Regions from separate parts of the Homo sapiens genome. Here region 2 is linked to region 1. A link is an interaction called in ENCODE POLR2A ChIA-PET data of the cell type or tissue named here. Cell type or tissue: PC-9. All regions are shown on one strand. Each heading gives the region's core, and the rest is flanking DNA. Links, peaks and the distances in the headings are about the cores only. Region 1 holds the start of KRT7-AS (KRT7 antisense RNA 1). Region 2 holds the start of KRT80 (keratin 80).

Region 1 (11,590 bases), core at 1,629-9,628:
ACTGCTTCCGAGAGCACAGGGCTCCTAGCCCGCAGCTCTCCCAACCCCCGAATCTAAAGGACTGTCCTCGCAGCCCTAGGTAAAGACCCCGGTCCGGAGGCCTGGATGCCTGTGGCTTCTGAGGGACAGATGGGCCTGGAGCCCCTTGGTGTGGACTTGCTGTGCCTTCTAATCCAATGTCTTCTAATACACGTGCAGGACAGGCCACCTCTCCTGCCTGGCTGCCTGGCTCCCTCCCTCTCCCCTGTGCTTGTCTCAGCATTTCCAGTAAAGCTCCTGATCATATGCATTGTGCCCTGAGAGTCTCTCCTTCCTCTTGCCCACTTGGTCTTCTTAGTCGGGAGGGAGAGGGCCTGGATCTCCTGACACCTTGGGTGGGAACCCCATCACTGTGGCTGCTGGTCCACTTTTTCCACTCTCCACCCCAGCCCCCACCTCAGCATTTGAAAGTTCCCTGACCATAGGGTCAAATATACAGACTTCCTCCCAGAAGCCAACACATCCCACATAGCTCCCCCATCCACACCACCACCATCACCCCTGGGGTCCCAGACACAGAGACCTCCCTGTGGCTCCACAGTACCCATCATATGTGCTGCTGCCCATCAGGGACACATTTCCCCATGCATAGGCCCTGCCACAGAACACCTGCCACACTCACAGACACACAGACCTGTGTGTCGGGGACTCTGACATAGAAGCCCCCATCAAGCACTGACTTAACACAGATGTCCTTCCCCACTCCCATGGATCCAGATACAAACCCATCCCTCCACTAAGGTCCTAGGCACAGACCTGTTACCGGGGATCTAGACTCTAGGACCCTCCTCCCATGCACACACACACCTCCCCCCCACAACCACTACCTCCACAGAATTCAAGATGCAGAGGACCTCTCCAGGGCCCCAGGCCTGGCTGACCATGAGCCTGGCAGACCCAGCACCAGGAAGGGCTGAGGACGGCTGGCATGAAAGTTGGCTGGGCCACCCGAAACTGGAAGCTGGGGCAGCTGAACGTCTGTGGCCTCCTCACAAAAGGAATGTGCTCTGGCAGCTCTGGGCATGGGGGGAGGGAGGCAAACAGCCTTTCCACCCCCTTAGCAGGGCAGCCCTCCAAGGCCCAATTGCTGGCAGAGCCTGCATTTCCCCGTGGCTCTTCTGGGCTTCCTCAGGAGAATCTTTGGGATCAGCCCCAGACCTGGAGGCCAAGGCTCACCCTAGGTAAGCGTCCTGCTCCTTAGAGCAGCACCCCATCCCACCATGTGCCTTCTCAGTCTCCTGCACAAAAGGCTTCCTAGTCACCAGGGAGACCCTGCCTTCTCTAGTCCCGTCTTTTCCCCTGCCCAGCCTCATGAAGCCAGGATACCAGGCACGTGGATCACTCAGGCCTCAGAATGAGGCTGCTTTATTGGAAGCTATTCTGACATCACTTTCCAGACTGTCTCACTGTCTTGGGACCAGGCATGGGAGGCAGGGGTGGGAATCTTCTTGTGATTGTGGGTGGTGGCTGGAGGAGTGGAGTGGTGGGAGGCGGCTCAGTCGCGGGCACTCCTGCGACTGGCGGATGCGGTCCGGATGGAATAAGCCTTCAGGAGCCCAGGACCCGCACTGCTGGAGAAGCTCAGGGCATTGCTGCCCATGGTTCCCCCGAGGGTCAGCCCAATGCCACCGCCACTGCTACTGCCACCAGTGGAATTCATCACAGCTGGGAGAGAAAAGAGGAGGGCTCTCTTCAGCGTGAGGCTCCCTACCAGGGACCCCATCCCTTCACTGCACCCCACCCTCCTGCCCCAGCTGCCCCTCTCCCTCACCCCTGCCCCCCTCCATGGGCCAACCCAGAAGGAGCATCTGACAGGGGTAGGGCTGCTCCCCAGGTGCTCCTGGCCCCACCCTGCCCTCTTGTAGTGCTTCCCAGGCCATTGAGCCTGGCAGTATGTGCTCCAGGGGACCTGTCAATCCCTGTAGAAAGGAAGGAGTCTCCTGGCCCCTCCAGCAGGGCCCTGGGCCAGTCTGCCATTCTCTAGACCCAGCCCCATCTAAACAGCACAAGGGATGCTTCCCATGGGCCGCAGCCAAGGACTTACAGATATTCACGGCTCCCACTCCATCTCCAGCCAACCTGGGGGCAGAGGACAGACAGTGAGGACGGCTCTTTCCTAGCGTGGGAGGGAAGCGCTCTCAGCCCTCTCTCCTTCCAGGCCCCAAGCAGGATCATTGATTTTTCCTTCTTGCCCCACACTTCCAGCCTGCCTTCAGCCTTGTAAAAGGAGCGAGGAGGCATGCAGGAAGGGAGTGTTCACCTTGGCCCTTCTATCCACTGGCCACCTGACCCCAGGCAATGTCTCAGGGCCTCCATTTCCCACCTATGCCTTGGGCCCAACTACAGGACCAAATTCATGGGCCTGTGAGGGTTAAATGACATAATCTGTCTAAAGCCCTGAGCACCTGGGATTCGGTGAATGGTAGCTGTATGTGTTATTTATGTAGATGGCTGCCTTTCCTCACCGTATCATAAAATCCTAAAGGTGTCTGTGGCCTATTGATACTTTTATCCCCAGTATGAGGCCTGGAGAAGTCATTGCTTAATATATGTCAAAATAATTCGTGAATCGTTGACTGATTGAATGGGGCTCCAGCCAGGACTAAGGAAGGAGCAGGGAGTGGGGGTGGCTTTAAGCAGCCAGTGGGGCTGAAACAGGTCTTGCAGTAGAAATTAAAAATCCATTCGGGACAGCTGGCTATGTTTGTTTTGTGACTCACAGTCCCATTGTCACCAAGGCCTTGGCCTTGGGGATCAGTTTGCTCTGTGGGGGCAGGGAAGACCTCGCTTTGGTGGAGGGAATGAAGGGAGCCTCGCTGGCCTCTGCGGCCCCAAGCCCAGGAAGCAGGCAGAGCAAAGGCTGAGGGAAAGAGAGAGGTTTGCTGAAAGCTTCCAGGGGGCTTGCTTAAATGGCCCCTGCTGGTGCTGGGAGTTGCTGGCACTTGTGGGTGGGGAGAGGGAGCCAGGTTGCAGTCAGGCAGCAACTCGAAGAATTTCTGGTACGATGCCTAAGGAACTCAGACGGAAGAGGCCTGAATGTCCAAGGCTCTAGTGATCTGTGTGACTTTTCTCATTCTAAGTAAGTGGGGTTTTTTTGGTAACTTTGTATTCTTAAAGTAGGCCTCCCAGTTTGAATGAGTTTCTGGACCACAACTCTGATAAGTTAAGAGATAAAAGCAAGGTATCTACCTCCATATCCCCCCAGGGTTGGGGGAACCATATCCTCTCAGAGTACCCGGATCTAAGCCTGGTTACAGCAGCTCAGACTGAGATTAAGCTTTCAGAAGAGGATGTCTCTGCGTGCTGTGTGACCTTGGGCACACTACTGACCATTTCTGAGCTTCAGTCCCCTTTTCTTCCCATGGGAGGAAGCCAGATCAGGTACCACTCTAAGAGTCCCCCAACTCTGACTTCTATGACAACAGAAGGCCCAGGGTATGGGTTGTAGAGAATTTGGGGGCCCTGTGCCTGTGGGAGAGGCGAAAGCAGAGAGAGGCATCTTGGCTGGAGCTCCCTGTGCCCAGATCAGCTTCTGTGTTCCCAGAGACTTTTGGTGTTAATTCTTCTTCCCACAAAGAAGACTGGGTGCTAACCCAGGGAGAAGGCGGGTCAGCAGCAGGGGCAAAGCCCCTTCCTCCTCCTCTCCGCCTCCTACTCATACCCTGCGGCCCTGTGTCTCCTCTTCTCCTCCCAGCACCCAGGCCCTCGGCCCTAGCACCCCTTCACTCCCCATTCCCTTCCCTGCTGCTCCATTCATCCTCCGTCATGTCTCTCTCTGGCCCCTTAGGAATAATACTCAGAAAAGAATAAGTTCTTGTATACACTCAGCATTTTACAAATGTAAGTTACTGGTCTCTGGGGGTTTCCTCTGTGGATGTTTTGTCTCCTCCACCCTCTGCAACCTCCCTGAGGGCAGAAACATGTCCTACGTATTCTCTGTTGCCATGGTGTCTTATAACAAGCCAAGAATGAAGAGGTTGAGTTCGAACCCAACAATATGCCCATGAAGGCCCAGCTGCATAGACAGAGGTGGCATGCGGTTCATGAAGAATGTGCTATCAGACTCCCCCATTCCAGCCTCCTCTCTGACTGCAAGTGAGTCTGCAAATATCTCTGGGGACAAACAAAACGATCCCCCTCCACCACAGTCAGTTAGCCCCACATGATGTAGCACTTAGTTCTGTAGTGAGAAGCAGCCTGGCGTCCTGGAAGATCCTTGGAGCAGGAATCAGCACACCCTGACTGCACTCTGGCCCTATTCCCTCAATTAATGAAACTCAACCACAGCTTTCCCCTCTGGAGACTAAGGAATCAATCGTCTCTGACCTGACTACCTGAATGTGTGCTGAGGATCAAATATGATAACCCTAAGAAGCCGCACACACAAAGGGACTGTTATCATTTCAACCTGCCCACTGAGCTTCACACTCCATGGTCTTTCCTTCTAGAAGGTCATCTCATTGAAGGCAAAGAGGCAAGCATCAGCTCTGTGTTCCCTGCATCCCCACACCCAGTGCCCTGCAGAGGAGGGGCATACAGGAAATGCTTGTAAATGGATGAATGTCAAGCCCCAAACCCCACGGAGCCCTAGAAGCATCCCCTTTCCAGGTTCCTTGTCCTCACCGGCTCTCCTCGCCCTCCAGCAGCTTGCGGTAGGTGGCGATCTCGATGTCCAGGGCCAGCTTCACGCTCATGAGTTCCTGGTACTCACGCAGCTGCCGTGCCATATCCTGCTTGCCCCGCTGCAGGGCGGCTTCCAGCTCCTCCTGCTTGGCACGAGCATCCTTGAGCGCCAGCTCCCCACGCTCCTCAGCCTCGGCAATGGCGGCCTCCAACTTGGCACGCTGTGGGCAGCAGTGCAGCTGTAAGCTGGGGCTCACCAGTCTGCCTTCCTGCCTGCCCATCCTGCAGTGAGCACCCGGGCAACTTGCTTAAGGTGGCTTCATTGGCACCACCTACTCCCCCAAGTACCAGAGAATCCTAAGGGTTAAACACATAGGTTTGGATATCCAACGCCTATGTTCCAGTTCTGGCTCTGCCACTTACTAGCTGTGTGACCATGGATGAATCAACCCTGCTAAGCCAAAGTCCCCTCTTTTCTAAGAGAACATCAGGAGATTTTGAGGATGAAATGAGATAATATACAAGATGTCCGTGGCACAATGTCTAGCACACAGCAAGTGCTTAATAAATGCTATTGTGATCATTTTTAATGAATGCTATTATGATTTTCAAACCCCCAGTCCCCCAGCCCCAGCCCCCAGCTGCAGGAGCTCGAAGACCATGGGATCTTAATTGAGTCTCCAGATGTCAGGCAGCTGACAAAGACCAGAAACCACCTATAAAATAGGAACCAGTTGAGAGCAGGCGCAGAATAGGAGGGCCTGGAGCAGAGAGACCCTCCTAGATGCCCCCAGATGCCATGAGATGCATGACTCACAGTCCCCGGGTTTGGTCAGGGATGCTCTGGTTCCAGACCTGTGCCTGCCTGGAGCAGCTGCCACTTTCTCCCTGGCCTTAGAGTGCCCTCTGCTTTAGGCTCAGCCCCCACTGCCAGGAGCCTGAATAGTCCCAGGCCTCATCTTGTTTAGCTCAGAAAACCACCATCCCTGTCCCCTGGGCAAGGACTTCTCTCCCTTCTTACCGGCCATTCTCTATCCTCAGATCCTCTTCCCTCAGTGGAGGCAGTCTGCCTCTCTGCCAGAGACAGCATTCCCCAGGAGGCCCTCTGACACTCTGCCCCTCGGCCACAGCTCGGTGCCCTGCCCTGTCACACTGGTGCCCCCAGAGCCAACGCCATCCCCGCTGCCTCTGGAGACCCCTTGTAGCTCCCCATGACGCCCCTCAGTGGTGGTAGACACCTGGCTATAGGCCTGGATCCGCCCTGTTGTGTGAGAGGAGAACCGGATGTAGTAGAGGCTGCAGGGTTTGGGAAACCACCATTTGTTATTCTGTGCTTCCCCTCCTGGCCTGGAAGCTGGCCCACTTCATGGGGTGACTCACGGCCCTGCCTCTGTGCCCCAAGGCAGCCTCCGCCCTCCTGTAAACAGGCCCACAGGGCTCCAAGGGGAGGACATTTGTGGGTAAATCACCCTCACATCCCCCCACCACCCACAGCTCATCTGGAAATCAGCTTTCCGAAGCTTCCACATGTGTGCCCTCCCCCTCTCTCCACTGCAGACACCTGCACAGGCTGAGCTGCCCTGGCCACACACTACTCAGCCAGGGCTGGGGGCCCTTCCCCCATCAACACCTCCAACCCCAGCTTCCAGCAAAGCTCATCCTCCCAGGCAGTCTCTCATCTGAGACCCGTGCCCCTGCCATGTGCCAGGTGCTGGAAGAGAGGAGCAGTGAACCAGACAGACAGGGTCCCTGCTCTCCAGGCATCTGTTATATTCCAGTGGAGGTAGGGACCATCAATCACTTAATGAATAAGACAGAACATTTCAGAGAGTGACAGGGGCTTCAAAGAACTTCAGACAGGCTGCCGATAGAGGGGCTGGTGTTTGAGAGTGCCGTCTCTGAGAAGGGGTCTTTTCCTAAACCCCAGGGAGGAGAAAACAACAACCATGGACAGAGCTGGGAGAACCACATTCCAGGGGGAGGCAACGCCAAGTGCAAAGGCCCTGAAGCATGACCATTCTTGGCAAATGCAAGATGCAGGAAGCAGGTTAGCATGGCCAGAGCAGAGTGAGGGGAATCGTGGAAAGTGAGGTTGGAGTGGGTGGGAAAGGGCCATGTGAGTCATTATAAGGTCTTCTGCTGTCCTCTGTCCCTGCAATGAATGATGAGCTCCCAGGGACAGCGCCCTGCAGCCAGAACCAGGTGCAAGCAGAGTGCTCAGTATCAATGTGGAACCAGTGGTGGCTTTCTTCTGGCCAGCCAGCCTGAGTCTCCCTCCACAGGCTCTGTGCACATCCAGGACCTTTCTCCCATCAGCCCATGCCAGGACCTGGCCAAGAACATTCTGTGCTGGAGATCTCACAAGGGGGTCTGAGACAGTGGCACCAGCTTTGGCCGGGAGATGGGAACCTCCTGCTCCACATCCTGAGTTTGGCCTCAGCTGGCCACCCCTGCATGCCCCAAGTAGCAGGGGAAGCCAGGAGGACTTGTCCCACCTGGTTCTTGATGTTGTCGATCTCAGCCTGCAGCCTCTGGATGGCCCGGTTCATCTCTGAAATCTCATTCCGGGTATTCCGGAGGTCGTCCCCATGCTTCCCAGCCTGGGCCTGGAGGGTCTCAAACTGGAGGGGCCATACAGAGAGTTATGGCAGAGAGATGGGCAGTGAGTACAGGTAACTCATCCCTCTCCCCACCCAAGGCCCCTCCCAACTTATATTTTCAGGGAAGGACAGTCTGACTCCCATCAACCTTTGCCCGATGCCAGGAGACCAGACAGCAGTGTGAGGAAGGGATTCATTCTCCTCCAAGCCAGGCAGGGAGGACAGACAAGGCTCCGCAGTCCCATCCCCATGGACCCCAGGGCTCTTCCACTCCCACCATGCCCTTCTGCTGGAGAATCACTGAGAGTTTGAGATTCGCACCCATTCAACACCCAGAACACCCATTTCACAGGTGAGGAGAGTGAGTCTTGGAGAAGAGAAAGCACCACCCAGGGATCACACAGCCAATCAGTGATGGAACGAGGGCCTGAACCCAGGTCTTCTTGTTGGCATACTTGTGTTCTCACCCAGGCACCATGAATGACTCTCTATCTCTGCAGGGGCAGACCTCTCAATCCTTGCCTCGGGATCCCTTCTTCAGGAACACTGGTTCACCCCAGCACCCACTCCTGCTCCCTCAGCCCCTGCACCATCAACTGTCCTGCCACCATGAAGTAGATGTGATGATTAAGCCTCCCAGGTCTAGGGCCCTCACATTCAGGATTTAGTCCCTGCTCTTCCATCTACTAGCTGTATGCAGTTAGGCAAATTACTTAACCTCTCTGTGCCTCAATTTCCTCATCTTTAAATGGGGGTAATAGGCTGGGTGCGGTGTCTCACGCCTATAATCCCAGCACTTTGGGAGGCCGAGGCAGGTGGATCACCTGAGGTCAGGAGTTTGAGACCAGCCTGGCCAGCATGGTGAAACCTCGTCTCTACTCAAAATACAAAAAAAATTAGCCAGGCATGGTGGTGCACACCTGTAGTCCCAGCTACTCAGGAGGCTGAGGCACGAGGATCACATGAACCAGGGAGGCAAAGGTTGCAGTGAGCCAAGATCGCACCACTGCACTTCAGCCTGGGTGACAGAGCAAGACTCCATCTCAAAAAATAGAAATAAAATAAATTAAATTAAATAAAACAAAATGGGGGTAATAATGATGCCTATCTAATAGGGCTGTTCTGTGGATTACATGAGTCAATAATTACATGAGCCTAGTACTGTGTAAGTACTTGCCATATTTTAGCTATTATAATGATTAATCCATATCTATTTCCTCTGCCCTGTCCTCCCATCTTGGGATTTTCTCCAGGGCTGAGCACCACAGACTTAAACCACTGGTGCCTGCCAGAACAGTGGGACCCAGGCCCTGAAGGCTTGAGACAAGTTGAGGAGTAAGGGAAGCTGCCACCAAGGACCCTGGCAGGAGGAAATACGCCCCTGGTGGCCTCACACCTTGGTCTGGTACCAGGCTTCAGCCTCAGCCCGGCTGCATTTGGCCATCTCCTCATACTGCGCCTTGACCTCAGCGATGATGCCGTCCAGGTCCAGGGAGCGACTGTTGTCCATGGACAGCACCACAGATGTGTCGGAGATCTGGGACTGCAGCTCTGTCAACTCCTGTAGGGACCAGACGGGACATCAGGACTTAGGGCAGGATCCTATGCCCACGCCCACCCTGGGATTCCCCACTCACAAAGGAAAGAAAAGAGAGAACAGCTGGGAGTGGGCTGAGTCACCAGGCAGCAAGGGGGCCCAGACCCAGCACACATTAAGTTACTTCATTCTGCCCACCCTTGGCTCCCTGAGGGCCCATTAGCAGTGTCTCAAACGAGAATCTGGCAGGGTTAAAGGGGATAAGGAAAGGGACAGTGTGGTGCGCTGTGGTGACTTCTCACTGTGAGGTTCTGTAGGTGCACGAGCTCTATTGTGAGGGAGGCCATGGGGAATGGATGAAATTATCATATTCCACCATGCTACAGAATACTCTGCAGTCTGTACACCGATGATATGGCTCCAACTACCTGTGGGGAATATGCCCATGGTATACTGTTGCATTAAAAAAAGCATGATGCGTTCTCACTCATAGGTGGGAATTGAACAATGACATCACTTGGGCACAGGGCGGGGAACATCACACACCGGGGCCTGTCGGGGGCGTGGGGGGAGGGGGGAGTGATAGCATTAGGAGAAATACCTAATGTAAATGACAAGTTGATGGGTGCAGCACACCAACATGGCACATGTATGCCTATGTATCAAACCTGCACGTTGTGCACATGTACCCTAGAACTTAAAGTATAATAATAAAAATTAAAATAAAGCATGATGCTATTTTTATTGAAAATGTATATTTCTATATCTTTATGTATATGTAAGCACAGAAAAGTCTGGAAAGGTAGACACAAAGATGGTAGCATTGGGTATAAGTAATCCATTTTCTTTTTTTTTTCTTTTTTTTTGAGACAGAGTTTTGCTCTGTCACCCAAGCTGGAGTACAGTGGCACAATCTTGGCTCACTGCAACCTCCACCTTCCAGGTTCAACCAGTTCTCCTGTCTCAGCCTCCCGTGTAGCTGGGATTACAGGCACCCGCCACCATGCCTGGCTAATTTTTGTATTTTTAGTAGACACGGGGTTTCACCATGTTGGCCAGGCTGGTCTCCAACTCCTGACATCAGGTGATCCACTCACCTCGGCCTCCCAAACTACTGGGATTACAGGCATGAGCCACCACGCCTGGCCAAGTAATCCATTTTCAATTTACGATTTACTTAATTTTTTGGTTGTTTTGCAATGAGTATGTATTACTTTCACCATGAAAACAACTTTATATATATACACACAGGTGTGTTTACACATAAATAAACTAAACTTTCACCATGAAAAGAAAACTTTATATATATGTGTGTGTGTGTGTGTGTGTGTGTACACATGTGTGTTTACACATAAATAAACCATGTGATAGACCCAGGAAGACCTGAGATTAGAAGTGCCTGAAGCAAGCCTCAAAGAAACTTCCCCTGAAATTAATGAATCTGTGGACATTTGCTCTGAGGGGCTGGTGGAGACTGGACGTTCAGGCAAAGACTAGGCTGAAGAACTGGTTTGTAATTAACCTCACAAGCTAATTATGCCCAGCCTAGCCTCTGCCAGGTGACTGGCCACCCTACCTTCTGCCTAAGGCCAGAGACTCACACTGATGAGAGTGGAGAGATTTTTAAATCCCCTTGAAGAAAAAGAGCTGGAAACCCCGGAGGACAAGGGTGAGAGGGAGAGAATAAGAAGGGAAGGGAGGACATTAGAGTGGTGAGTTGGCAGGCAGCTACCCACCCAGCCCCTCTGGGAGTAAATGCTCAGGCAATCCAGTCTCTCCTGACTTGGGCTCCCCTGCTGGCCCTACCTAGCCCACCTTTGAACCCTGTCACAACCTGGAGTCCCCTGACCTCCTCCTGGTTCCTTCCAGTCCCACCCAATCCCCCTTCCTTAGAAATGCTGCGATCATCCCATGTCTCTCCAAGGTCAATCCTGATTGACTCACCCCCACCTCCTCCCGAATCCTTAGCCTGTCCTGAATTCCTGAGTCCAGAAGGGATAAAGGGCAGGATAAATCCTCGCAACCCCTGATGAAGGAAATAATGTATATAATGGTCCATTTCCAAGACAAAGTGCTTTAAATTGGCTTAGGTCAGCAAACTACAGAAGAAATAGGATATACTAGCCCTTTGCTTGAATAGCCAGTGCCTGCTTGTCAGCCCCCAGCTTCTCTTGCCCTCACCTGAACCAAAGAAGTTTAGTCTAAAATGAAGGTTTTCTAGCCTGCAAAATGGCTCACTTTTTCTGTTCTTATCAGCCTGCCCAGCTACTTAGGTCATAAGTCAAATACTTAAAGAGCCCTTGAGCTGACTAGGATTGCAATGCATTGTAGGCTGCAATAAAATGCAGCAAGACAACCTAAAAAAAAACACCTAAAGCCCCAACCCAACAACCAATAGACAACGTCCAGGAAGATCGTGACCCCATAGTACTCAGCCTGTGAGGAACGGAGGGAGGGACCTGTGCACTAGAGGATAAATTGCTTGTTGTGGCTGTGCTGGGCATGCCTGCCCATCAGACACCCATCTTGCAAGACTGTCATTAAAATCTCACTTTCGCTGTTCTCCAGGTCTCTGAGTCCATTCTTTGGGTTTGGACGGATGAGTTTGTTTCTCACACTGACACATATCTGGACTGACACAGAGGCGGGGGGCTGGACCAGATGGCTCCCTGGTTAGAATGGGTAGGATAAGACATGTCACCCAGCTCCATGGTCCTCACCGTCTCATTGAGGGTCCTGAGGAAGTTGATCTCATCATTCAGGGCATCCACCTTGGCCTCCAGCTCCACCT
Region 2 (11,590 bases), core at 2,147-10,146, 53 kb after region 1:
CACCACACAGTCCGTGTGCTCACAGAGCTGTGCAGGGGAGGCAGACACAAACACGTAAACACCAACAATAAATAATTACAAATTGGGCTGAGTGCTGTGAAGACAGGAAAGTGTAATTAGCCCATGCCTACCTCTCCCTGGCGCCAGAGGCCTGGCCTCATTACAGAACACCCGCACCTGCCCAACCTCCCAGCATGCTGCTTGGCCAGGGACCGTGGATCGCACTGGAAGCCAAGTACCCAGCAGAGCAAGAGGCTCCACTACAGTTTGAGGAACGTTTGTTGAACTAAACTGGAAAAAAAAAAAAAGATTTGTAGTACAACCTAATTTTACAGGCCGTTGAGGCCCAGAGAGGCCAAGCATTTGGCTCCAAACCACACAGCTGGTGAGTGGCAGAGCCCCAGACCAGAAACCAGGTCTCCTAAGTCCAGGTTCAGTGCTCCTGCCACATCCCAGGCTGCCCGCTGGACAGTCTTGAACCCTTTCACAGCCTCCAGGAATCTGCAGCCTCCTGACCCATCTCAGATGCCTGCTTTGCAGGTCAGCACTGTCCGATAGGACCATATGTGATGATGGAATTGTTCTATATCTGTGCTGTTCAACCCAATCACCTGACACCACTCAGCAGGTGCAGGGAAAGGTGGCCAGTGTGGTGGGGTCGGCGGGTGGGAAAATGGGCAGGGCTGTGGAGAGAAAAAAGGCATAGTGGAGGTGAGACCCAGCAAGGAAGAAGGATTGGGTTTGGCATTCCGAGGAATCTTCCATCCCCAAAGCCACGGGGAGCCCCTGAAGGATAGTATGCACAGTAAAGACATGCCTTGATGAAAGCCTCTGTGGGACTCCAAGGGCGTCACTGCTCCTCTGAGCTCTACAGTACCTCCAACACTCCAGTAACACCAGCTGGAGTAGTCATTCATTCATTCAGTTGTCATTCTCTGTCAAAACCCCACACAAATAATTTCTCACATCCGCAGCACATAATGCTGGCCCAGCCTGAAATACCCTTCCCCTCCCCTGCCTGGACAGCTCTTGCTCTTCCTTCAGGCCTGAGCTCATGGTCCCTATCTGGGAAGGCATCGTAGACACCGTCACCTGGGTCATTGCCTCTTCCATGTCTCCATAGCCTGCCTGGCATGTGGAGGAGGCTTAATTTCTCTATCCTTGCTGTTAGTTCTCCTTTCTTGACCCTTCCCACACCTACACTTACGTCCCCAACCCTCAGCTCTGGGACCCTCAGAAATTCTGACCACAGGCCAGGCACCTGTAATCCTGGAACTTTGGGAGGCCGAGGCGGGCAGATTGCTTGAGGTCAGGAGTTCAAGACCAGCCTGGTCAACATGGTGAAACCCTGTCTCTACCAAAAAATACAAAAGTTAGCCAGTCATGGTGGTGCGCACCAGTAATCCCAGCTACTCGGGAAGCTGAAGCGGGAGAATCGCTTGAACCTGGGAGGCAGAGGTTGCAGTGAGCCGAGATCGCACCACTGCACTCAAGCCTGGGTGGCAGAGTAAAATACTGTTACAAAAAAAGGGGGGGCCAGGTGCGGTGGCTCACGCCTGTAATCCCAGCACTTTGGGAGGCCAAAGCAGGCGGATCATGAGGTCGAGATCAAGAACATCTGGTCAACCTGGTGAAACTCCATCTCTACTAAAAACAAAACAAAACAAAATTTAACTGGGCATGGTGGCATGTGCCTGTAGTCCCAGCTACTCGGGAGGCTGAGACAGGAGAATTGCTTGAACCCAGAAGGCAGAGGTTGCAGTGAGCTGAGATCACGCCACTGCGCTCTAGCCTGGGCGACAGGGCAATACTCCATCTCAGAAAAAAAAAGAACTTCTGTCTCAAAAAAAAAAAAAAAAAAGAACTTCTAACCACATAGCCACAGTCTGCCAAAGACCCTCAGCCCCCAGCCTAGGTCCTCCCACTCCCAGGACTTGGACCCTGGATCAGCCCTGCTCAAAGGGAATATCCAGAGAATAAAGGCCAGGAGTTGCTAACTTCATAAGGGAGATGGCACTGACCCAGATCACGACCATAGGTGGGGACATGCATTTAGGGGAGAAGATGAAAGATTGACAGAAACTTGAGCAGGCTCATGTGGGAAGGCTTCTTGGAGGAGTGGCCCTCCTTCCCATCATGTCCTGCAGTGATACAAAGATTTTCCCCTGTAGATTCCAAACCCTTTGCTGGCTCCCCTGCCCAGAGAGTCCCTGTCTGTCTCCCCAAGAGTCAAATCCTGCCCCAGAGCCTGACCCAGGCTAGGATGTGCCCATTGGAACATTCACCCAACAACTATGTCTTGCCATCCAGCATTTCCAGAGACCTGATGCTCCACAGGCCAGGAGGCCTCAGGCCAAATGGGGAGCAAGGCAAAGAGGAGGCGCTGAAACTATGACACAGGGATGCCATTCTCATAAGGACATCCAACTGGGCTGCAAGGACACAAACCCTGTTCCCTCTGCCCCCACCCAGGGCCGAAAGGAGGAGCTCCAGGCCAGGACTCTGAGTGGGCAGGTGACTCCGAGAGGGACAGACAGACAGTAAGATAAGTGAGAGAGAGCATGACAATCGAAAACACAGAGGAGGCGGATGAGAATGCGAAGGAGACAGACCACAGGTTGGGTGGGAGTGACGTGGAGAAGGAAATGGGAGGAGGAGAGAGAAAAAACAAGAAAACTCCCCCTCACTTCAAGACCAGTTCCAGGAGGCTCTGGCAGCCCAGCCTAAGCCTCTTCCCCATTCCTCGCCTCTAGCCAGCCCAGCCCCTCCTCTGCTCTTTCTCTGCCTCCTGGATCATCAGGATTGTGTCCTGTTACCAGTGACAGGGGACTGGGGTAAAGGGGATAGACTCAAGAGGCAGGAAAGGGAGATGTAGATTCCTGTCCCTGGACCATGTAAGGACTAGAAGAGCAGGGTTCCGGAGTCCCAGAGGGTACAGGATGTCCAGGTGTTATTTCTAGCGGGGGTTGTCCAAGCCCATCCTCACCTGAAGCCCCAAGCAGGTTTGTTTATTTGTACATCCAGGAGGGAGTTGGAGACTGCTTGGGTACCCAAACATCCTCAGAGAGACGGAAACCTTCCCCCACTTTCCATCTCCCACCTCCCAACCCCTGCCAGGCCTCCTGCTTCCCTGGGTGGGGGTCCAAGCCCCCAGGTGGTTCAGGCTCTGTACCAAGGCCAGGAGAGGGTGATGTCAGGCCCTCTGGCCTAGCTGGGACAGAGAGCCCTGCTCAGAGAGTGCAGCCTGGACCAGGACCCCCAGGGATGCCAGTTCCAGAGTAAAGGGAGTAGAGCTCCTCACTCCAACTGTCCAGGTTCCCATCCATCATAACTGGGTGACCTTAGACTAGGCACTCAAGCCCTCTGAGCTTCCTCCTCTGTCAATTGGAGTGATGAGAATTAAAGCATCCACCTCAAGTGGTGGTTGTCAGGAGGATTGAAGATGAGCTGGGGGAGGAAAGGAGACGGGGTGAGGAGGGGAGAGGGAGGAGGTAGGGCTGGGCTGTTTGTGGAGTTTTGTTTATTTGGGGCTTTTTTGTGGCTGTTCCTGTTTGGCAGCCACAGCAGTGACAGTCAAAGACATCTCTACTGACTGCACCCAAGGAAGACTGTCCGGCCAGAAAGGAAGCAACAGGCAAGCCCCACATACCTCCCCCAGCCCAGAGCCCCAGGCTAGCATGCCTTCCATTGCTCCAGGGAGGTGAAGACATCCGAAAGCAAAGCCCCCTGGTGTGGGGCCCAAGAGGCAAGCCCTGCAAAGCCAGCCTAGGAGCCAGGGACTTGGCAATTAACCAAGACCTGTCAACTCTCAGGAGCTGACTGAGGCCAAAGGAAGGAAGCAAGAAATAGATTTAAGTCATGCACAGGCACTTGGGAGAAAAAAGCGTTCGGCTCCGAGAGAATTAGGTGGCGGGGCTGCCCTAAACTGCACCCCAGACAGTAAGAAGGCAGCTTCCTTCTCTAACCCGCTACCCTTTCTAGGGGTCCTAAAACTTAGAGGCTCAGATTAAAGAGCTCCTCACCCCAACTGTCCAGGTTCCCATCCATCATAATCGTGTGGCCTTAGACTAGACACTCCAGCCCCCTGAGCCTCCTCCTCTGTCATTTGGAGTGATGAGAATTAAAGTGTCCACCTCAAGTGGTGGTTGTCAGGATTGAGGAGCTAATTCCTGCAAAGCATCTGGGACATATCTGATGTATCAGCTGTTATTCTGGCCTTGGCAGAGCCCAGACGCCACTGCTGCCCCCTCCCTTCCCCACAGAGTACACAGGGGTGACGGGTGGGGGGCAAGGTGCTGTGCTTGACCACATGCCATTCGGATGCCAGGCCAGAGTGAGGACGGTGGGAGGCCAAGGTGGCCCCACACGTGGGTGTTGAGTGGGGAGCGTGGCGCACGTCAGTCACCCACCAGTGCCTCGCTACCCTACCCGGCACCAGATCCTGGGATCAGGCTTAGGATGGACCCGTGGCCTCTAGACAGGGTCCTGTGCCCTTGTGAGCCAGAAGTGCCTAGTGTGTGAAAAAGATGTCTGCCCTGGAGGTGGAGGCCCAGGGTCCGCGATGTGACTGGCAAATGGTTCTCCCCGCTCAGGGGCTCTCTCTTCCTCTGGGCCCAGAGGGGGCTGCTACCCCTTCTATCTCTGACCATCTGTGACTCTCCCAGACACACTCCTCTCTCTGCTCTGGCCCCTGCCACCCAGAGCAGGATTGAGCCAGGTCCAGGAAAGACATGCAGATCCAGCCACCAGGGCCAGAACATCAGGACCACCAGGCCAGGAAAGGAGACGCAGGGCTGGGAGAGCTGGTAACCCCCTGGGGTGGGAGAGTGGGGTCTCAGGAACTGTGGAAAGGTAGGCATTGCCCTGGGCCAGGTGGGCCTCTGCCGCCCTGTCAGAGGCTCTGTGGGGGCAAAATGGGGTCTTTTCTATTTCTACTTCACAGATGGTGTAAAAGAGGTCAAAGGAGGCAGAGAAGAGAAAGAAGAGTGGGGAGGAAAGAGTGTGAGGAAGGCAGGGATTCTCATTGCCCCAGAGCAGAGCTGCATTCAGCCATACCCATCGCCCCTGCTAGACTCAGCACCCGGAAGGCAGTACCACTGATTGAGGCCAACTTTGTCCCCTGTCCTCTACCAAGTGCTTTGTACATGCTACCTCCTGTGAGGTGGGTGTTTTCATCCCCACTTTACAAATGAAGACAAAAGTCAAGTAACGTGCCTGAGGTCACATGAGTGGTGAGCAGTCCAGCTGAGTCTTGAACCAGGTCTCACATTTCCAATGCTGAGAGCTCCTTGGCCTTGACCGTCTATGTCCTCCCAGCCTCTGAGACAGTAGGGTGTACATAGTAGGTCCTCAATCAATGCTAGTTAAAGTGAAGGAAGGAAGGAAGGGAGAGGGGGTAGAAGGAAGGGGGAAGATAAGCCAGGGAGACTCTTTGGCAGCCAGAAAATAAATAATAAGTGCTGTTTTCCAGTGCCAGGCTGGCACGGTGCCCAGGATAGCTGCCCTACACTCGGGAGCTCAAGGCCTATGCTTGACTCATCTTTTCCAGAAGTATGTGAGCCCAGATACGTCAGCCTTCAAGTATGCAGTGAGGTCTGCGGTGAGGCGCTCTCTCTTCTCTCCTGCCCCCTTGAATGGCCTTCCTTTTGCCAACTCCCCACCCCCAACCCACCCGGCCAGTCCAGCCTTGGCCCCCTCCCCAGAGCTAGGCCTGCTTTCTTTGGGGCAGGGGGCTGTGGACCAGCCCCCTAAGCAATGCAGATACCTGTTGGGAGGGAGACCTACATGCTGCTGGGGGAGGGGCGGGAGCACCCACATCATCCAACAGGTTGGTCAGGCTGGGAGGCGTCCCGCCCTCCTGCAGCTAATGAGCACTGTGCAACAGGTGTCTGCTCCTCAGTCCCCAGCCCGCCCCAGCTGTGACCAGAGCAACCAGAGCCTGCCACCCGACGCAACCCCAGGCTCACTCGCTCACCCCCCTGGGCCCTCCTGCTTCCGGCCGGGGGCACCATGGCCTGCCGCTCCTGCGTGGTTGGCTTCAGCAGCCTCAGCAGCTGTGAGGTGACCCCGGTGGGCAGCCCCCGGCCTGGAACCTCAGGATGGGACAGCTGCAGGGCCCCCGGGCCGGGCTTCAGCTCCCGCAGCCTCACAGGCTGCTGGTCGGCTGGCACTATCTCCAAGGTGACTGTGAACCCCGGCCTGCTGGTGCCCCTGGATGTCAAGTTGGACCCCGCTGTTCAGCAGCTGAAGAACCAGGAGAAGGAGGAGATGAAGGCCCTCAATGATAAATTTGCCTCCCTAATTGGCAAGGTGAGCACAAGTAGGGGGTCCCAAACATGAAGGGCTGCCAGGCCTGGGCCGGTAGCTGAGCTCTGTGTTTCCCTGAGCATCGATCACCGCGCCCCACCCCTGCACCCAGCCAATGGGGAGATGGCACTGCTAACCCGACAGGCTAGCTCTGAGCAGAGGCTGGGGGAGGGAAGTCCCTGATCCATCCTGGCATGTGGGGAGAAAGGGACCCCAGGATGGCCTTTGAGGGATGTGTTGATAATAACATGCTGCATGACCTGGGGTCACCCACCACCCAGGCAGGGACTGGGGAGGACCACCTAGTGTGGCCAGGGGTGCCCTCTCGCAGGAATGGCTGATGGAGGCATGCTCTGCGGTCCTACTCTGAGGCAAGTGGACAGGGGAGATGGCCTCCCAGGCACCACGCTCCTGTTTATCCCTCAAGCCTCTGGTCCCACAGCATCTCTCTCAGCTGCCCCAGTCAGAAAAGCCAGCAGGGTGGAGGGTGAGTGCGGGGCTGCTGGAAGGAGGTTGCTGCCCAGACTGCTGCAAGTGAGGGTGCAGCTCAGGTGTCAGGAGATAGGAATGCAGGGGACGATGCCTCGAGTCAGAACAGGGAAGCCAGTTGGGCCTTCCTGCACCCTGCGCCCCTCCTGACTGCGGGAGGTGCATCCTCAGCATCACAACCACACTTCCTAGACTCCACTACCCATGGCCTGCAACAGGTCTGGGGCACTCGTGTCCACCTCTGCTCCCAGGGCAAGGGAGCTCCCAAGGAAGTTATCCACTTCCCAAATCTGTTCTTTACTCATCTTCTCCAAGAAACTCCTCCTGACTCTGCACCCTCCTGCACCCTCAAGAATAATCATGATAGTGCCAGCTGCCATTGGTTAATTGCTTACTATGTGCCAGGCACTGTGCTGATGCTTTTCAGGTTTATCTGTATTTCTCTCAACAACCTTATGGGAGAAGACAATTTTATGTCCATTTCACAGATAAGGAAAACTGTACATTTCTGAACCTGCCAGTAAACCAGAGGTCCAGCCTTCAGCCCCTGGCTCAGTCCTTGTCTGCTCTTGGCCTCTGATTCTGTGTTCCTCTGCATGTTGCTGGTCTCCCCCATGAGGTGGGAGCTCACAGAGAGGGGCAGAGGGAAGAAAGTAACATGCATTGAGCATCTACTTATGCCTTGCCCTCTGGAGGAACATTGCAAATGCAATGAAATTCAAGCCACACTGCCACCCTGCAGTGGCTGTTATTTTCCCAACTGTGCAGATGAGGAAACTGAGGACCAGCAAGGCTAAGTGCCTTGCCCAAGATCACACAACCAGCAAATGGTAGTCTGGATTTGAACTCAGGTCTGTTGAGACACGAAGTCAGTGGTCTCTGTGGTGGGAATCTTTTCTTTCCTTCTTCCATTCATGTGCCTAGACCAGAGTTTCATCATCCACACCTGGGGTACCCCTGGGTACCCAGAGGGGAAGGACCACAGTCCACTGAGGCAGAGCATCCCTTCCCCCAGCCCTAACTGCACAGAGCCTTGCATTGCTGAGCTGGTTCTCCCTCTAAGAGCAGCCCAGCTGCCCTGGGGAGGCAGGTCCCTAAAGAGCCACCTCCTGACCAAACCCAGTTTAATCCCTTAGAAGGAATGCTTCACTGAGCTATGGAATTTGGCTCAGATGGGTGGTTTTCTCCCTCAAACGCCAGCACTGATATCACCCTGTGCCCCTGCCATGGGGATGGGAGGATATAAGCACAGGGAAGAGGCCCTCAGGGTTGGGGTCCTGTGCCCAGAGACCAGGGCAATGCCCTTGAAGTTCTTTAGCAGAATTGGAGCCTCCCAACCCTTAGCCTTGACCTTGAGATGGGGTGCCCTTCAGGGTGGGACACAGGGAGCTGTGGGTACTGGCCGTTTGGGGGCCCTGGTTGCAGGGCCCCAAGGGGCCCCAGCTGACCCTTCAACTCTGCAAAGATCTGTTAGCCCCACCCTCCTTGCCTCCTTGTGGAGGCTGTGAGGGCCCACATGGAAGCAGGAAGTGGTTAAGATGTGAAATCTGGAGCAGCATTGTGGGGTTTAAATCCCGGTCCACTACTGACCAGCTGTGTTGTCTCAGGCAGGTTATTTAACCTCTCTGTGCCTCAGCACACATTAGGTTAGCAGGCTCATTAGAATCAAATGGGAGAATTTTTGAAAAGAATTTAGAACATATCTGGTATATATTAAGTATATTATAACTGTTAAATAAAAAATGAAATAAATGGGCCTGGCCCAGGGAGCAGCTAGAACCCAGTTAGCCCCTTCCAGGCAGGAGCCTGGAGAGCAGGTGGGGAGAGGCTCCCTGCCGGATAGAGGAGTGAAGGGACTCATGGGCAGGAGGTACGGCGCAGGGCTGTTGAGCAATTATGGACCCAGAGGAAGGCCCAGGGGTGAGACGCCATGACCAGTGGGTGGGGGCTCTGGGTAAAGAGAGGAGAGGGGTGGGGGCCCTCTGAGGAACTGAGAGGAACCTGGGAGCACTCAGGAGGAGCAGAGACTCTCAGGAGGTGGTAGAGGCCCTGGAACACTGTGGTTTCTTCCACTTGCTGGCTGCGTTTTCCTGGGCAAGTCATTTACCCTCTCTGCGCCCCAGATTCCACTGCTCTGCTCTGCCGGTGGTCCTGAGCTCGTCCCAGTGGAAGGACTGGTAAGGCAACAGTCATGAGATGAAGGGGGATGAGGAGAAGCAGTAGCAGCAGGAGAGGCCAGGGGAGGCAGGGAGGGCGCAAGGCCGACCTCCAGCAGAGGCTGCTGGCTGGGCTTCTTGCCTTCACGCACACACAGACAACAGAGGGGATGGAGAGAGAGGCAAGAGGCAGGACTGCCTGAGCTCATCCTGGGGAGGCTGTAGAGAGGGAACCTATGAGCAGTGGTAAAATGCCTGGAGACAGAGGGATGGAGACAGAGGGATGGAGACAATGTCTTCACCGAGGCCTGTGTGACCTCTGGAAGAGCTGAAGTCAGCCTTCCCCCTGCCTGTATGCAGAAAAGCACAAACCAGCCACTGCTCGTGAGTCTTTGAGGCTCCCTGGCTAAAGCCAATGTCTGGCTGAAGGCCGGGGATTCAACAGCCCCCGCTAAGGAACACTACCTGTGTGGCCCAGAGGCACTCCCCTGTAAGACCTGCAGCCTCTGGGATGTCCGGCCTGTCTCCCTCCAGGAGTTCCAGTTTAGGCTGCTCGGTTTCCCCCACAAAACAACATGCCTCTCCCCTAACCTCAGCCCCAACCTGGCCCTACTTTTCAACTGGGCTTCAGTTTCTTCATCTGTAAAATGGAGAGGTCCCTGCTACAGCTGCTACTGTATGATCTAAGGGCAGAGGGCCAGGCAGAACAGAGAGGAGGAATCAGAGGTGAAGGCTCGGCAGTCTTCCTGGGTTGGAGGCAATTAACCTGGCACCTCTCAGGGCACCAGGATTATGAGCCCTCCCCAGGTCCTTGTTCTGAGAGGGAGGAGCCTTTCTGCAAGGAAGGTCCCAAGTGGGGAATGAATTTCCATCCCCGCCCACTGAGACAACCAGAGACTCCCCCAAGGGCAGCAGAAAACAGGGGGCTGTCCCTGATCCCCTAAGACCACAGATGCCTTCTAGCTGGACTGGCCGGCCAAACGCACACCATGTCCCAGCGAGCTAGTGCTGAAGCATAGGGAATTGAGGTTAGACTGTAGGAAGAACTTCCTGGTGTGAAGATTTCTCTGCTGCTCATGGGTGGAGGAAGGAGCCTCACATCTCTCCTCTCACTCCACCCTCAGTGTAAACATGGGGCTCCTGCTTGTCAAAACGGAGGCAAGGTGGGGTGAGCAGATACCTGCCCCCCCAACGCTCCCTCTCACACTCACAAGGCAGGGCAGAAACCCTCTTGACCTCCATCCCTACTGAACCTGTTTGGCTGTGAGTACAGCAGAGAGCAGGATTAAGGTTGGCTTCAAGCAGAACCTACCAGTACAGATATGCAGGGGAATGGCAGCCCGCAAATACCGTCAAACGCCATCATCCAGTATTCCTGCTGGCGTTGTCTGCTGTGAATGTCGAAGGGTCGTCAGAGCACTTCAGGAAAAACAAGGACACCCTGAAGAAGCAGAGCAGAGAGAGAGGGGCTGGCCCCACCTGACCGTTCGGGAGCCTACGAAGGTGCAGAGAGGGCAGTGGCCATCAGATGGGGCTCTCTGGGAAGCTGGGCCACCGAGTTGCTTTGTGACCCTGGAGAAGTCACTTGACACCCCTGGCCTCCATTGCCTCCTCTGCAAATGAAGGGCCCAGCTCAGCTGATCCAAAAGGCTGCTGGCAGCTCTCGCAGGCTACGATTCTGGGAGCCTGGGCCAGCAGCACCGGCAGTGGTGGGAGAAGGCCCAGCTACTCACCTGTGACCATAGGGAGCATCACTGGGCTGGTTATCAAAACATCCTCATGACAAACAACCCACACTGACGGGAGCCAGGCCCCAACCAGGCCTCCAACCTCATGGCCTGCCCTCATGGCCTATCCCTGGCACCAAGGGAGGAGAGGCCCCAAGGGGGAGCAGATGGCTCCCAGTGTGATGGGGAAAGTGGTGGGTCAGGACAAATGAGAAACAGGTAAACTGGGGGCCTTTCAAGATATGAGTCATGGAGGGCTTCCTGCAGGAGGGAGCTGGAAGAACAAATGGGGAGGAGAGGAGGACCTGGTGATGGGAAGGAGAGTAGAGAGGACAGCCAGGGTGGGGAGGAGGGAGGCAGGGGGAGCCCCAAGCTGAGCTGGGCTGGACTGGGTAGAAGGAAGGAGAGGACTGCGCAGGACCCTCCCAGCAAGAGGCATATGGTAGGCAGAGTCTGAGAGGCGCAGCTGGGCTCAGAGCCCTCCCAGGGTTTCACCTCGAGGCAAAACTGTCCCTAACTGGAGGCAGAAGCCAGCCCATGAAGGGTAGCTGGGATCCCAGGGCCCACAGTGACCAGCAACACACAGGACGCATGTGTCATAGTGGTTAAAAGGTTCTAAACCCAAAGTTCCTGGATTCCAGGCCTGGCTCTGCCACTTGCTAATTTTGTGACCTTGGGCAAGTTCCATCACCTCTGGTTTCCTCATCTGTAAAATACAGCTTATAATAGTACCCACCCATGGGGGTGCTGCAGGGATTTCATGGGTCAAGCATGTAGAGCAAGGCCTGGCACACAGCAGGGGCCACATGAGCACCTGCTGTTGTCGTATCCCAAAGCACATCCCCAGGTGTCCCCACAGTCTCATGGGGAGAGTAGTGGCTCAGGACAAAGGAGGAGCAGCTAAACTGAAGG

The links. Peaks named below come from ENCODE experiments on the same cell type or tissue, not always from the same donor. Only the 100,000 strongest peaks of a DNase experiment are listed, where the experiment ranks them.
Region 2: POLR2A ChIA-PET joins it to region 1 with 26 read pairs; 7 of 35 experiments call an interaction of 5 or more read pairs at or near these places.

The regions. Positions count from the first base shown.
Region 1 is chr12:52,238,705-52,250,294 of GRCh38, reverse strand. KRT7 (keratin 7) reads right to left here. Exons shown (of 9, transcript NM_005556.4): 4 at 11,520-11,590; 5 at 8,659-8,823; 6 at 7,158-7,283; 7 at 4,663-4,883; 8 at 2,084-2,118; 9 at 1,374-1,704. The coding sequence ends at 1,535. KRT7-AS (KRT7 antisense RNA 1) reads left to right here and starts at 2,847. Exons shown (of 2, transcript NR_146274.1): 1 at 2,847-3,118; 2 at 3,827-5,252. RefSeq lists enhancers at 1-495, 5,456-5,605, 5,656-6,085, 6,479-7,454. In PC-9, for the core only: no CTCF peak of the experiment used is centred there; DNase peaks (open chromatin) are centred at 2,744, 6,194 and 6,784; H3K4me3 peaks cover 1,234 bases; H3K27ac peaks cover 7,773 bases.
Region 2 is chr12:52,186,322-52,197,911 of GRCh38, reverse strand. It overlaps KRT80 (keratin 80), which reads left to right and starts at 5,898. Exons shown (of 9, transcript NM_182507.3): 1 at 5,898-6,309. The coding sequence starts at 6,010. In PC-9, for the core only: no CTCF peak of the experiment used is centred there; DNase peaks (open chromatin) are centred at 2,781, 3,661, 5,541, 5,871 and 1 weaker place; H3K4me3 peaks cover 2,867 bases; H3K27ac peaks cover 6,357 bases.